2 separate regions of the Mus musculus genome follow, and region 2 is linked to region 1. Evidence: chromatin loops called from intact Hi-C (ENCODE). Cell type or tissue: gastrocnemius. All regions are shown on one strand. Each heading gives the region's core, and the rest is flanking DNA. Links, peaks and the distances in the headings are about the cores only.

The links. Peaks named below come from ENCODE experiments on the same cell type or tissue, not always from the same donor. Only the 100,000 strongest peaks of a DNase experiment are listed, where the experiment ranks them.
Region 2: a loop joins it to region 1, with 2.3 times the contacts of the local background. A loop is called at or near these places in 6 of 42 quality-filtered maps.

What each region holds. Positions count from the first base shown.
Region 1 is chr14:27,092,346-27,100,678 of GRCm38, reverse strand. It overlaps Il17rd (interleukin 17 receptor D), which reads right to left. Exons shown (of 13, transcript NM_134437.3): 8 at 7,217-7,282; 9 at 6,447-6,501; 10 at 5,793-5,903; 11 at 4,592-4,776; 12 at 254-1,196. Among named protein-coding and RNA genes, the nearest start is that of Il17rd, 58 kb to the right of the region's middle. In gastrocnemius, for the core only: a CTCF peak has its summit at 3,677 (motif pointing right); a DNase peak (open chromatin) is centred at 3,669; H3K27ac peaks cover 816 bases.
Region 2 is chr14:26,680,066-26,688,398 of GRCm38, reverse strand. No RefSeq gene overlaps it. Among named protein-coding and RNA genes, the nearest start is that of Dnah12, 7.3 kb to the left of the region's middle. In gastrocnemius, for the core only: no CTCF peak of the experiment used is centred there; no DNase peak of the experiment used is centred there.

The DNA.
Region 1 (8,333 bases), core at 320-8,319:
CATTAATTTTTTAAAAGGCGATTCCACACCCAACAGCATATATAACGCTGGTGGAAGGGTTTGAGCGGCTCGCCATAATTACCAGAACAACCATTTCTGCAGTTCACTATTCCTGTTACTGGAATTCATATTACATCTGTCTATTTGTCTCAAAAAACAAGCAAACAAACCCACAACTACAACAACACAATAGATGATAGATAGAAGAGCAGACAGACAGATTAAATAAGGGTCCAGTCCTAAGACATCTTACCTAGGCCAGAGGAGGAAGATACACTCTCGGTCAGAGAAGATGTTTCTATCTGATCCGGAGAGAGTCCCTCCATCAGAGGCAGAGAGAGCTCTGATGAGGGTACAGAAGAATCATATATGCCTGAGTCCCGTGGCATCTCTGAGGGACTGCCAGCTTTCACTGCGTGTAACAGGGGCTGCAAGGCAGGGGCACTATCACAGGAGGGCTGGGCCTCAGTGTCTTGGTCCAGGCCTACATGCTGACTCTCCAGGTATGAATAAGAGTCGGCTGGCCCAGCGGCCCCAAGTACACAAGCCTCGACTTTCCGACAGAAGTCACTCTCTGGCCCTGGTTTGCTTATGACATCATTTAAAACCAAGCCTGAGTCAAATTTCTCCAGGACTGGCTCCTGGTAACGCACAGGGGGATGTTGGAAGGGTATAAACTGCTTCTCAAACCAGTCAGGCTCCTCATCAATAAACTGGTGCATGTTGCAAATGGCAACATACAGGGAGCGGCCCGATTTGCTCCGGAAGTAGTTCCTTCTGCTGCTGTGGCCTGGGTGCTGACCCAGCACCTCCTGCTCTCCTGAGTGCAGATGGGCACAGAGCTCAGGAAGGTGGTCCATGAGCTTGTACTTGGTGCTCAGGTCCAGGCTGCAGGGTACATCCCCTTCACAGGAATAATCGAAGTAGACGGCGATGAACTTGCGCAGTGCGGCAGATGAGCTCTGCTTGGCCTGACGGAGCTTCTCAGCAATGGCTGCCACGGCCACCAGGAAGAACTCGCCTTGCGCCTCGCCGCGGCTGCCTCCTTTGTGTCTGAAGTTCTTCTTATCTACAAAGTACTTCATGCCTTTGGAGCACACGACAATGATGAACTGGGACTCGTGGATCTTCTGAATGGCCCATTCTCTCTGCCCCTCTCTGCAGAGGCTGAAATCTTCCCACAAGTCCAGAGCCACCTGGAAAGAGCACAGGTCACTTCAGTATTCATTTACGCCAGCACTCTATGGTCAACAACTGCATCCACACACCAGACTTCCTGAAATTGCTTGTCACCCATGGCATCATTTTGATAACACAGGGGGCCATTAGCACTGTGGCCCTACAAGTGAGGAGACAGAAGCCAGGATTTTCAGCAGCTTGTCTAAGACACCTTGAAGATGTCTGATGGTATGATGGGAAGGAACTGTGATTGGTCCATGTGATAAGTGAGACTGCCGGATACAAGGAGCAGAAAGATCCTGGATACAAGTCTAAGTGGCTGAGGAGAGAAAGTGGATCGTGACCCCATAGTGCACTGGGATATGGAGCTTAGGCCTGGCCAGAGCCATCTACAGTGACGGGTGACTCACATGCAGAACGTGACTGAGAAAGAGGACCTCTTTGGCTGTGTTCAGAGACCCAGGGTTAGCCCGCTGTTCTGCTGCTATAGTATAGCTTTCCTGGTTAACCCTGTCTGGGCTGCACCTCTCTCTTGGTTCCATGAGATCTACAATGTCATAACTCTACAAGGCCTGTGAACCAAGGGGTTTGGGGATAAGAGGGTTGGAAAGAATAGTGGGATCCCTGATACAGCAAAGAAATCCAAGTATGTCTGATGCCCTCAAAGGATTTTTACCCTTTCAAACTGCTTTCATCTGATACTGTAAGTAGTAACTGTACGAGTACTGCTTCTCCTGCAGGATACTGTAAGTAGCATTCCGTGGCAGCTGTATTGGTACCATTTCTCCTGTAGTTAAAAAAATAACCCCTAAGAGCTAAACACAGATTATACAGCGGAGAGCTACTCTGGAAGGATTAAATTCTTCTTTTCTAAAAAAGTACCCAAGAGAAGAAAGCTCCAATGCTTATCTATCTGCTGAAAAGAATACTGACTCGGGGCTGGTGAGATGGCTCATGGGTTAAGAGAGCCAACTGCTCTTCCAAAGGTCCTGAGTTCAAATCCCAGCAACCACATGATGGCTCACAACCATCTGTAATGAAATCTGATGCCATCTTCTGGAGTGTCTGAAGACAGCTACAGTGTACTTACATATAATAAATAAATAAATAAATATTTTCTTTAAAAAAAAAAAAGGAATACTGACTGACTCATCTCATACTTTAATGCATCCTAACATTATTGTTGGGGATTGGTTCTAATGCTTTGATTTAATGGGAAATCTATGTGTCCAAATGCTAAAGGTCCTTGTCTCCAATTGTTTTTTAATAGATCAATAAAGATGCCAGCGGCCAATGGCTGGGTAAAGGGAAATGGAGTGGGACCCTCAGATTTGTGTGGGCTAGGGTGAGGGCGAGGGAGAAAGAGGAGAATCGCCAGGATTCAGAGGGAGATGGATCAGACTTAGAGCTGCAGAAGGAAAATCATCTGGAATGTAGGTGAGAAGGAATGCGGCCCACAGAAGGGCTGCCCAGAAGCACCCTGGGCAGCAAATACTAGGGGGCCACCCAGAAAGAAAAGGGCAGCAAAAATAGATCATAGATTTAAAGGACATTGACTCAGGAGTACTGGAGGGAAATCTATGATAATCAGGCAGAGGACTAGAACTGCCTAGCCTTTGAGCTAGCAAAGTTAACTAGTGTGTGTGTGTGTATGTGTGTGTGTGTGTGTGTGTGTGTATCTTTCATTCTTGGATCAAAGAGTTCCTGGAAGCATGCGACCCACCGGGGGGCACAGAGCAGTGTAGGTAAAAACTCCACACTATCCATTCATTATGTACATTCAAGCTAACTGGTAGCTTAAAATATGTGGCCCCTAGGATTCTATACCACACAAAAATAGTGTGTCTACTAATCTTTTGACCTGTGTAGTTTGTTAAATCATATGTGGAATGTTTTACAAATCTGTAAAAACAAAACAAAACAAACAAACAAAAAAATCCCCTGTACTAGCTGATTTCATCTTAATAAATAAAACATAAGCACTTTTAAGAATATTCCAATCTGGGCTGGTGAGATGGCTCAGTGGGTAAGAGCACCCGACTGCTCTTCCGAAGGTTCAGAGTTCAAATCCCAGCAACCACATGGTAGCTCACAACCATCTGTAACAAAATCTGACTCCCTCTTCTGGATTGTCTGAAGACAGCTACAGTGTACTTACATATAATAAATAAATGAATCTTTAAAAAAAAAAGAATATTCCAATCTTTGACTGAGCAATTCCATTGTGAGGCGTTTATCCTTGAGAAATCATCAGAAATGATAAACAGAGACGCTTTACAAGCTGGGCTAACGCAGCTACAGCAAGTCACTATTATAGATGATGTAGCTATTTAAAGCAAAAACTATGTGCAGTCTAAAAGAACAGGGCAGGGATCTACCACCTCTGCCTGTGCTGTCCGGACAGCTGCAGTCTGCAGGGGTTTGCAGCAGCCATTCAGCTGCTGAACTCAACGCTTTCCCAGCAGGAGGCAATCCCACCAGCCTTTAAATACAGCTTATTAACACCAGAGGGCAGTCTCACCCAAGGAATGGGCCAAATGGACTAAAAAACATCACATGATAACTTGCAATTGTGGCAAACAGGGCATGCCTTCACAACAGCTTAAGAGCCCGCTGTAAAGACTAAGTGTCATTGTTTATGGAAAAGCTACATAATAGCTAACTCAAGAAGACCTAAGAAAGCTGGGCACAGGGGCCCACTCCTTTAATCCCAGCACTTAGGAGGCAGAGGCAGTGGATCTCTATGAGGCCAGCCTGGTCTACAAATTGAATTCTAGGATATCCAGAGCTACAGAGTAAGGAAAAAAAGAAGGAGGAGGAGGAAGAAGAAGAGTAGGAAGAGAGGAAGGAGGAGGAAGAGGAGGAAAGGGGGAAGCTGAGAAAGCAGCGTAGACATCCAAACATTCTGTAAACTCTGGCGCTCTCTCCTACTTCCTGGTTCTCTCTAGCTAAGGCCTTCTCACTGGTTTCTATGACTTCCTACCAATCGACCTCAGACCTCTGTTACACACTCCTCCCAGTGCCCAAGATCTCTTCCAGGGGCAGTCCTAGCCTCTATTCCCAATCCCAGCCAACCTCCCTCAGGGAACTGCCTAGACTCCTAAAAGCTGTCTTCATTGTGTCCTCTCCCTGACGTCCCACTGAGACAGTCTCACACTCTGGTCACGTGTTCCATGACAGGGCACTCACAGAACATCCTATCGCGTGGGAGGCGCTCAAAGCTTTCAAGTATAAGTGTGTCATGCGAAGCCTTTGCTGCTGGTAAGAGACAAGACAAATTCAAGACAGACTCTGGTTTGGAAAGTAAGATTCTAGGTAAGTAGGTTCCCAGGACAGCAATGGAGAGATGACACGGAAGAGAAAGACGGCGTACACATCCTGCCCAGGGTAAGAGAACAAACAGATTCCGTACCTCACAGCCACAGAAATCTTGCAGGAAATAGGCGAAACACTGGACCACGTTCATGTGATTCTGGCCATCTTTATTGGAGTAGCAGAGGAAGACCTTGGGCTGAGGCCGGAGCCTGTCTCTGGGGAGAGCCGCAGCGTATGTGGACGACTCCGGGCTTTCTTCATCTAAATGTGAATATATATTTTCTAAATTGGGAAAGAACATAAGGTTGACACCTATAAACAAAGCTTTGTCTTTTCCGTATGACCCAGGGCTCAGTGTCTCACGGCTGAAATCCTAGCACTTGGGACAGGGGACACAGAAAGGTCAGAAGGTCACGGTCATCAGCAACTACTTGGCAAGATGGAGGCCAGCCTGAGCTACGTGAGATCCAAGTCTCAAAAGTAAATTTACCAAAAGGAGCAGCTGACATCTCCACCTGGGAGTCTCGGGTCTGTGACTCCAGCCTCAAGCTGCATGCACGGTTTCTGTAGTACTGTACCAGAAAGTGAAAACACTGTATTAACCTGAAACTGCCCCTGGACATGCCAAGAAACAAACGCAGCATCCGCCCCTATGGCCGCCAGTGAAGTGAAGGGCCCAGAGCTGGCTCTGGCAGCCAGATAAGCTGAGGGAGGGAGAAAAACTTTTTAAAGTATAATTTACAAAGGTAAAGAAAACCAAACCAACAACAAAAATGGCTTTTCACCTATTTATCTATCTATCTATTTATTATTTCTGGACAAAGGGTCTCACTGTATTACTCAGACTAGCCTCCAGTTCCTGAATTGGATCCTCCTGCCTCAGCCTCCCACCAACTGGGATAGCAAGCTCAGCCGAAAGCACACAAATCTTAAGTTAACATCTTCATTACTTTTATCCTTGGAGTCATCTGGGTAACTCCATCCAGATCTACAGTTTTCTAGGTGAAAGACAGAACTTCTCAATGATGGCCACTCGCCAAACGACTGTTCTCATTTTTCAGACTCCCTGAGTTTGAAAACTGGATTATACCTGGACATTGCCAGGTCCTAGAGATTAACAGCCAAACATTTAAATTCTGGGAACTTCAGTAGGCAAGGAACTAGCAAGGAGGTGTGAGGGGGTCCCAGGCCCCTCCTGAGGAAAGCAGGACTCCCCAGGCCCTGTCTTTGTCGGTACCCACCCTTGGCCTGCTGCAAACTAGAGGATGGAGAACAGTGGGCACAGCATAGACAGATACCTTGTTGCTTCTTTCTGCACATCACAGTGAACAGGGTTGCGAACGCAGATATGACAACCAGAGGCACAGTGATGGCCACAGCTCTGATGGGTCCAGCCCAGGGAGACTGCACTGGGAGATTTCAAAGAGAAAGTCTTTTAACTCAAGCAGCAGAATAGGTTCAGAAAAGGGGGGGAAGCCCCCCTCATTTTTTTAAAACAAAAGCTGACTAACAGGTCCCAGGGTCCCCAACTACCTTACTCTATCTCTGCTGCCTAGATTATAAAAGGATTCAACAATTCCTTTGTAAAGTGTTGTCGAAAATAATCTAATAGCTCTGAATATGCTAATCGCTCTGAATATGCTAACCACTCCAAATATGCTAATAGCTCCAAATATGCTAATAGCTCCAAATATGCTACAAACCCTGTGAAGGAAAGGCCCCTCCCCCTACTTGTCTTGTAAGGATAATTGCCTAGTATCCGTGGCAGATGCAATGCCAGCTTTGACCTTCCAGGCATCAACAACATAAAAGGAAGCGTCCTTGATGAACAATTGTTTAAGGGAGAAGAGGTGAGCGACTGGTGTTTTGTAAACCATGAATTAAGGAGCACAGAAAATTCTACAAGCCTGCTCTCAAGAATGTGCCATCAAATCCAAGCCAAAGAGCTTTACCTGACTTCACCACATACTGAGCAGCTTTCCTGGTGGTGTTGCTGTCATCCACCAGCTATAAAACAGAGAGAGCTGTGTTACTGTTTGGTAAGTGCTAGCACATCTCTACATTGTATCTGTCTATACATTTTATCTAAGAGGGAAGTAAAACAATACATTTTATCTACTACTGGTGATTTCATTTATCTTTCCCTCCCCAGGCAGCTGGTGTGGGATCCAGTAAGGGAGGATAATGGTGATAGCTTAACAATGTAAATCAACTTTTTTTTAAAAAAAAAAGAAGGGGGGAGGGGTCGGGGCTGGAGAGATAGCTCATCAGTTAGGAACACTGGCTGTTCTTCCAGAGGTCCTGAGTTCAATTCCCAGCAACCACATGGTGGCTCACAACCATCTGTAATGGGATCTGATATGCTCTTCTGGTGTGTCTGAAGACAGCTATGCATAGTCACATACATAAATAAATTCTTTTAAAAAACAATGGGGCTGAGGAGATGGCTTCGTGGATTATTGTGGAAGCTTGAAGACCTGAGTTCAAATTCCCAGGGTCTGAATAAAAGCAAAGACCATAGTGTAAACATCTGTAATCCCAGGAGGTAGAGGCAAGACATGTTAGCCTTTCAAACTTATCCTTAGTTCTATAGAAGTTTGGATTTGAGACTAGCCTGGACTACACTGGACTCAGTCTTGAAACCAATAAACAAAACACTCAGAACTCCATGTGAGCTGCTTTCTGTGGAAGTAACAAGAGGGCAGTCTATAGTTGCACATACCTCAATGATATAGTCCCCTGGAGAAACGTTTTGGAGGAGGCAGCTGGTTGTCTCTGTATTCTGGTCCTACAAAAAGCAAAGAGCAACTCAAATGCCCACGTAGTAGAAGAGGTGGCGGCCTCTTCATCCCAAAGCTGAAGGAGACCTGCCACTGGTTTAAGCTCACTTCCGGATGTGATGGGATCAGAGGACAGCAGTGTTCACCTGTCACACGTTCCTTGGCCTTCACTGAATAAAAAGGCTCAGGACTCTTGCCATAGCTTGTGCCTAGTTGGGAGTGCCTCATCTTTGTCACTTGAAAATAAATTAACTAGAATACCCTTTGCTGAATAGAACGGTGAGAGGAGGGGTGCAGAGGGCTCAGTGATTAAGAGTTGGGAAGCAAACTTTTTGTCTATCTATCCATCCATCCACCCACCCACCCACCCACCTACCTAAGAAAGAGCAGGGCCTGTCATGGTGGCACACACCTTTAATCCTACCACTCAGGAAGCAGAGGTAAGCCTGAGTTCAAGGACAGCCTGACTTCATCATGGGTCCTGTACTGCCTTGTGAGTCTCAAGCCAATCAAGGCTACCTAGTAGTGAGACACCCATCTTACAAGAAATACATGTGGAACTTTCATGTAGAACTTTGGCAGACCATAGTTACACAATAAAAATCAATGCAAATCCGTTTCAAGCAAGGAGAGAAGAGCTGGGGCTCGTCTGCACTCATCTGTCATATCTAACTTGAGCAGATGCTCCCAGAAGTGCAGCGGTAAAGCTGCAGGACCACAGAAGAACTAGGCTACGACTGGACCCAGCACACACAGGACAGGTAGAGAGTGCACAGCGTCAAGCATCCACAAAGCCTTTCCCATTGTTCTGGCCATACTCTGTTCATGATGCTCATTTTCAGGTTTCTATTTAACCCTGGTCTTTTGTTTATTAAAAAATGCATGCATGCATCCATCCATCCATCACATACATACAAACAAAATTAAAAATCCAGGGCCATTGATTTGCTAGTGACTTGGCTAGAGGTTTTTTTTCTCCTTCCTAGTTACGTGACCTCCCCGAGCCCTAGGTTCTCCACCTCTAAAGGAGGAATGGAAGCAAGCTCTTTGATGAGCAGT
Region 2 (8,333 bases), core at 150-8,149, 410 kb after region 1:
CAGAGGCAGAGGCAGAGGCAGAGGCAGAGGCAGAGGCAGAGGCAGAGGCAGAGGCAGAGGCAGAGGCAGAGGCAGAGGCAGAGGCAGAGGCAGAGGCAGAGGCAGAGGCAGAGGCAGAGGCAGAGGCAGAGGCAGAGGCAGAGGCAGAGGCAGAGGCAGAGGCAGAGGCAGAGGCAGAGGCAGAGGCAGAGGCAGAGGCAGAGGCAGAGGCAGAGGCAGAGGCAGAGGCAGAGGCAGAGGCAGAGGCAGAGGCAGAGGCAGAGGCAGAGGCAGAGGCAGAGGCAGAGGCAGAGGCAGAGGCAGAGGCAGAGGCAGAGGCAGAGGCAGAGGCAGAGGCAGAGGCAGAGGCAGAGGCAGAGGCAGAGGCAGAGGCAGAGGCAGAGGCAGAGGCAGAGGCAGAGGCAGAGGCAGAGGCAGAGGCAGAGGCAGAGGCAGAGGCAGAGGCAGAGGCAGAGGCAGAGGCAGAGGCAGAGGCAGAGGCAGAGGCAGAGGCAGAGGCAGAGGCAGAGGCAGAGGCAGAGGCAGAGGCAGAGGCAGAGGCAGAGGCAGAGGCAGAGGCAGAGGCAGAGGCAGAGGCAGAGGCAGAGGCAGAGGCAGAGGCAGAGGCAGAGGCAGAGGCAGAGGCAGAGGCAGAGGCAGAGGCAGAGGCAGAGGCAGAGGCAGAGGCAGAGGCAGAGGCAGAGGCAGAGGCAGAGGCAGAGGCAGAGGCAGAGGCAGAGGCAGAGGCAGAGGCAGAGGCAGAGGCAGAGGCAGAGGCAGAGGCAGAGGCAGAGGCAGAGGCAGAGGCAGAGGCAGAGGCAGAGGCAGAGGCAGAGGCAGAGGCAGAGGCAGAGGCAGAGGCAGAGGCAGAGGCAGAGGCAGAGGCAGAGGCAGAGGCAGAGGCAGAGGCAGAGGCAGAGGCAGAGGCAGAGGCAGAGGCAGAGGCAGAGGCAGAGGCAGAGGCAGAGGCAGAGGCAGAGGCAGAGGCAGAGGCAGAGGCAGAGGCAGAGGAGGCAGAGGCAGAGGCAGAGGCAGAGGCAGAGGCAGAGGCAGAGGCAGAGGCAGGAGGTTGAAGCTAGCCTATCTATAGAGTGGGTTTCAGGATAACCAAAGCTTAACAGAGAAACCATGTCTTGCAAAGAAAATGAACCAAATCAAATAAACCAAAAACCAAAAACCTTTAGGACATTGAAGAAGGAAACTGAAGAAGAGAGGAGACCAGAAGATTGAATGATCTACCATGCTGTGGATTGGTTGATTAGAATTGTGAAAATGCCATCTTACCAAAAGCAATCTACAAATCAATGAAATCCCCATAAATTCCTACATAATTTTTTGCAGAAATTGAAAATAAATTTTAAAAACCATCTTCAACTTTATATGGACACACAAGAAACCCAAGGTTGCTAAAAAACAAAACAAAACACATAAAAGTATCACCACTCCAGATTTCCAGATTTCTAATTATCATACAGAGCAATAGTAGAACAGCCTGGTATTAACATAAAAGCACACACATTAACCAATGGATTCAAATTGAATGCCCAGACATAAGTTCACATATCTTTGATTTTTTACAAAGAAGCCAATACATATTGCAGAAAAGACAGCATCCTTACCAAATGATGTTGTTCAAACTGAATAGCTGAATATAGAAGAACGAAAATAGATCCATATCTGTAAACTTACACAAAACTCAAATCCAAACAGATCTCAACCTAAGATTAGATACCTTGAATATTATATGAAGAAAGTAGAGAATAGGTTTGAACTCATTGACACAAGAAAGGATTTTCTGAGCAGGACACCACTAACACAGGCACTAAGACCAACAATTAATAAATGAGACTTCAAGGAGCTAAAAGACTTCTGTACAGCAAAGACACCATGATTTGAACAAAATAGCATCCTACAAAAGGAAAAAAAAAGATCTTATATCTGATAAAGAGATAGTATCTAAGGAGCAGGTGAAGAGACCCATAGCCAAACATTAGGTGGAGCTCAGGGAATCCTGCAGAAGAGGACTAGGAAGGATTGTAGGAGCCAAACAAGTCAAGGATACCACAAGAAAATTACCCACAGAATCAAAAACCAGGGCTCATAGGGACTCACAGAGACTGAACCGAGAATTGGAGAGCCTATATAGGTCTGACCTAGGTTCTCTGCATATATGCTATGGTTGTGTAGCTTGGTGTTCTTATGGGACTCCTAACAGTGGGAGCAGGAGCTGTCTCTGACTCTTTTACCTCCTCTTGGGACCCTTTCCTCCTACTGTGTTACCTTGTCTAACCTTGATAGAAAGGTATGTGCCTAATTATGCCATATTTGGTTGGCATCCTTGGGAGGCCTGCTCTTTCTGAAGGGAAACCAGAGGAATAGATCTGGAGTAGTAGGGAGGTGGTCGGAGGGATTGGGGGGAGAATAGGGAAGAACTACAGTTGAGATATAATATATAGGAGAAGAATTAAAAAAGAAAAACAGTATTTAGGATACATATATAACTAAAAAAATGATCATCAAGAAAGTAACCCAATTTTAAAATGGGCGCATAACTAAACAGAGAGTTCTTAAAGGATGAACATAAATGGCTGAGAAACACTTTAAAAACATTCAACATCCTTAGCCATCAGGGAAACACAAACTAAAACTATGTGAGATTTCATCTTACCCTAGACAGAATGACTAAAATCAATAAAGCAGACTACATCCCATGCTGATGAGGATGTTGAAAAGGAAAACATCTATACGCTTCTAGTAGGAGAGAAACTGGTACTGTCAGTACAAATCAGTGTCCAAGTTCCATAAAAAGCTTAAAGTCAATCTACCTCAAAATCTAGGTATACAGGCTGGAGAGATGGCTCAGTGGTTAAGAGCACCAACTGCTCTTCCGAAGGTCCTGAGTTCAAATCCCAGCAGCCACATGGTGGCTCACAACCATCCATAATGAGATCTGACGCCCTCTTCGGGTGCATCTGAAGACAGCTACAATGTACTTACAATAATAAATAAATCTTTTTAAAAAATTCCAGGTATACAATTCTTGGGCATATACCCAAAGGACTTTACATTTTACTTCAAAAATACTTGCTCATTCACGTTCATTTCTCTACTCATAATAACCAGAAATTAGACACAGCCTAAATGTCTATTAAGTGATGAATATATAGTAAAAACATGCTACAGTTACACAATGGAATATTATTCAGCTCTTAATAAATATTAAATTATGAAAATTGAAGGTATTGGCCTATTTAGGTGGAACTAGAAATCATTATCCTGAGTGAGGTAATCCAAACTCCAAATGACAAATATTGAATGCTTTCTCTTATAAGTGGATGCCAGCTTTTAATATTTTGACATGTATGCTTCAGTCCAAATAGCCAACTAGGATTAGTACCTAGTAAGGGACCAGAGAGGAAGAGGGAATCTTCCAAGGAAAGGGATATAGAACACGGTGTTACAAAGAGATAAGGAGAAAATCAGTATAGGAAGATTAGGTTGGGGAGGGGTCTTTGTATGGATTTTCATTTTTTGTTTTGTTATTTTGGGAGAAGAGAAAAAAACCTAAAGTCTGGAATTAACCAAAACCCAAGCATCTGGGCATTCCTGTGAGGGATTTTTCTTAATCATTTGAAGTGGGAAGACCCACCTTAAATCTGGATTTTTTTGAGGTGTGAAGTTCCATCTTAAATCTGGGCATATCCTCTGGTGGTAGCTTATATAGAGGACCTGGAAGAAGGATGCATTTGATCTTTGCCTGCTTGCCCTCACCTTTACTGGCAAGTTCATTCCTTCACTGGTATTAGAGCCTACTTCTTTGGGATTCCATTGTATAGTGAATACCAGCTGAGATATCCAACCTTAAGAAATGAACAACTATTGGACTATTGTACTTTGTGTTGGGAGGCGGCCACTGTTAAAAAAGTCAGACCACAGCCTGTAGCCAGTCTAATAAATCCTCTGTGTGTGTGTGTGTGTGTGTGTGTGTGTGTGTGTACATATATGTGTGTGCATACATGTACATGCATATATGTTAGATTTATACATATATAAATTAGATATGACCCCAAATGAAACCTCCATTGTCAGGAATGATACACACACACACACACACACACACACACATACACACACACACACTGAGCATCATAAGCTATTGCCAAGGTTATTGATTAATCTCCACAAGCTGATGGTCGGGCCCTACTACCTAAGAAAACGCCATTTACTTTGTCATTGGAGAGATCAAGCTGGTGCCTAGCTAGACGCTTCACCCCCACTGAGTAGCATTCCCGGCACTGACAGGTACACTGCAGGCTACTGGGAGAGAAAGACAATCATCAGAATCACGCTATACAAACTGAGACTGAAAACAGCGGCCTGTCAGTAAGATATACTAGGGTAATATTGGTATCAAAGTTTCAGAAGTAACCAGCTACTTTTAATTGGACTTCAGGTCCACTCCATGAGTTGGAACTCGTAACGGACACTGCTAAAGTGGGCAAGTGTTACGCACTCCAGTTGAGTCAGCTTGACAGGCTGTGAAGCCTAAAAGCCACTCATGAGGCAGAGAGTTTCAAGGAAGCTCACCTCCTGGAGTTTTGGCGTTTTCATACTCATACTCTATTTTCGCGTTAGTCTGATGTATGGATCTATGAGCTTTTTAAAAATTATTTTATTATAAATGTCCTTTAAGATTAAACTTTTGTTATAGTTAGTTTCCTCAGTGTTCTAAGATCCCATAAGCCTCCGAGCTTAGAATCCTGTGAGAAGGCAGTAAGGAAGTTAACCTATTCAGTAACTAAGCATTACAATAGACAGAGCCAGTGGCTCAACTGGTCTGCAGAAAGAGCCAGGGAATCTCACTGAGATAGAAATCTTCAGTAAGGCTACATTGCATATTAAAAGCAAGTTGGTATATTCTCCTGACAAATGGATATTCCCCAGATACTTGTAAGTTACACTCATATAAGAATTTAGCAAGGCCTAGGAAATTAGGAGGGTTGTGATATTGCATTATTCTTGAGGTCTGCCAAGAGCAGAACCCCCTGGTGCTAGCCTTCACAAGGTTCAAAGGTATAACACTAGAGTGTGAAATCCTTACCTGTCACTAAGCTGATCCTAGGCAGGACAGCTTTATCTTTACTGTAAACATTTACCTGGTTCCTGTAAATCCTTTTGAAGTCATTCCTTTGTTTTGTACCTGGTAACTTCAAACTAGTATTTTCTGTACTATAAAAAATTTGATGCTCGACCTGACAAATACATTCAGATTCTACACAACCTCTCCTGTGTGCATCTGTCTGTCATCTCATCCAACGCTTTGCCCACCTGCGACTAGAGACCCGTTCCATGCAGACACAGGGACCCAGAGGGTCTGTGGCAGCCAAGAACCTGATGCTGTACAGGTCATGGCTTAGAGAAAATCTGAGTTTTATTATTCTGCTAAAGGAGCATAGCATTAAAATTATTCCTCGTAGCCGGGCGGTGGTGGTACACACCTTTAATCCCAGCACTCAGGAGGCAGAAGCAGACAGATTTCTGAGTTCTGACCAGCCTGGTCTACAGAGTGAGTTCCAGAACAGCCAGGGCTATACAGAGAAACCCTGTCTGGAAAAACAAAACAAAACAAAAATTATTCCTTGTAACATATACCCATAGATCATTGTGTCACTCAGCCATCATTAGAGAAGTTACTTCTTGCAGTAGATGGGAGTTGGCACAGAGACTGATAACTACAGAGACTGATAACTAGAAATGTGCAGAAAGCAGGAGACTTAAAAGCATACAGCCCGAGCTGGGCGTGGTGGTGCACACCTTTAATCCCAGTACTCGGGAGGCAGAGGCAGGCAGATTTGTGAGTTCGAGGCCAGCCTGGTCTACAAAGTGAGCTCCAGGACAGGCAGGGTTATACAGAGAAACCCTGTCTCGAAAAACCAAAAAAAAAAAAAAAAAAAAAAAAAGCATACAGCCCTAAACAGATGTCTTTCTCACCCTCCTCCCTCAAGGCTCAGAAATTATCCTAGTCAGTATTCTATTGCTGTGAAGAGACACCATGACCATAGAAACTCCTATAAAGAAAAGCATTTAATTGAGGCTTGCTTACAGTTCAGCCCAATATCAGCATGGCAGGAAGCAGCAATGAGAAGTATGGTGGCATGTAGGCAGACATGGTACATGGTGCTGGAGAGATGCTGAGAGTTCTACATCTGGATCAGCAGGCAACATAAAAGAGAAAGACCCATTAGGTGTGGCTTGAGCTTCTGAAACCTCGAAGCCCACCCCTAGTGACACACTTCCTCCAACAAGGCTACACCCAATCCAACAAGGAGATACCCCTAACTCTTCCATTGTGTTCCCTGGGCTCAGTCCAATGGTTGGCTGTGAGTATCTGCATCTGTCTTAGTCAGGTGCTGGCCGAGCCTCTCAGATGAGAGCTATACCAGCCTCCTGTCTGCAAGTACTTCTTGGCATCAGCAATAACGTCAGGGTTTGGTGTCTGCAGATAGGATGGATTCCAAGGTATGTAGGGGGTGGGGAGTGTGTCTCTGGATGACCTCTCTTTTGGTGTCTGCTCCATTTTTGTCCCTGTGTTTCCTTTAGACAGGAACAATTCTGCGTTAAAGATTTTGAGATCCCTCAATTGGGGTCCATGTATGTCTACTGGAGGTATTCTCTTCAAGTTCTATCTCCATACTCTTGGGTATTTCAGCTAATGTCATCCCCATTGGGTCCTGGGAGCCCCTCAATCCCTGGCATCTGGACTTTCTAGCAGTTTCCTCCCCCCCTACTTATTTCTATTCATTCTCCTGGCCCTCCTGTCTCTTCCCATACTTGATCCTGTCCCCCTTTTCCCTCCCCTCCCCTCTCCCACCTTTGTCCCTCCCCCCACGGCCTCCCATGAGTATTTTTGTCCCCCAAGTGGGATTAAAGCATTCGTACTTTGGCCTTCCTTCTTGTTCAGTTTCATATGGCCTGTGAGTTTTATTGTGGGAGTTCTGAGCTTTGGGGCTAATATCCACTTATCAGTGAGTACATACTCTGTATATCCTTTTGGGTCTGGGTTACCTCACTCGGGATATTTTCTAGTTCCATCCATTTGCCTGCAAAATTTGTGAAGTCATTGTTTTTTAATAGCTGACTAGTATTCCATTGTGTACCATATTTTCTGTATCCATTCTTCCATTGAGGAACATCTGGGTTGTTTCCAGATTTTGGCTGCTATGAACATAGTGGAGCACGTGTCCTTGTTATATGTTGGAGCATCTTTTGGGTATATACCCAACAGTGGTATGGCTGGGTCTTCATTTAGAGAACTATTTTCATTTTTCTGAGGAGTAGCCAGATTGATTTCCAAAGTGGTTGTACCAACTTGCAATCCCACTAGCAATGGAGGAGTGTTTCTCTTTCTCCACATCCTTGCCAGCATCTGCTGTCACCTGAGTTTTTGATCATAGTCATCCTGTCTGGTATGAAGTGGAATCTCAGGGTCATTTTGATTTGCATTCCCCTAATGAATAAGGATCTTGAACTTTAGATGCTTCTCAGCCATTTAAGATTCTTCAATTGAGAATTCTTTGTTTAGCTCTACATCCCATTTTTTAATTGGGTAATTTGGTTTTCTGGAGTCTAACATCTTGAGATCTTTGTATATTTGGGGTATTAGCCCTCTATCTATAGAGCTTTTTCCAGTCTGTAGGTTGCCATTTTTTTCCTATTGACAGTGTCCTTTACCTTACAGAAGCTTTTCAGTTTCATGGGGCCCCATTTGTCATATCATCTACAAATAGTGATACCTTGAATTCTTCCTTTCTAGTTTGTATTCCTTTGATCTCCCTCTGTTGTCTAATTGCTCTAGCTAGAATTTCAAGTACTATATTGAATAAATAGGGAGAGAGTGGGCAGCCTTGTCTTGTCCCTGATTTTAGTAGGATTGTTTCAAGTTTCTTTCCATTTAATTTGATGTTGGCTACTGGTTTGCTGTATTCTGCTTTTATTATGATTAGGTATGATTACTCCCACAATAAAACTCACAGGCCATATGAAACTGAACAAGAAGGAAAGCATCTAAAGAGATGATTATATGATTTTTTTCTTTGAGGTTTTGTTTTTTGTTTTTTTGTTTTTTTTTTTTTTGGTATAGTGGATTTTGTTGATGGATTTCCATATATTGAGCCATTCCTGCATCCCTGGGATGAAGCCTACTTGATCATGGTGAATGATCATTTTCATATGTTCTTGGATTCAGTTTTCGAGAATTTTATTGAGTATTTTTGCATCAATATTCATAGGGGAAATTGGTCTGAAGCTCTTTTTCTTTGTTAGGGCTTTGTGTGGTTTAGGTATCATCATAACTG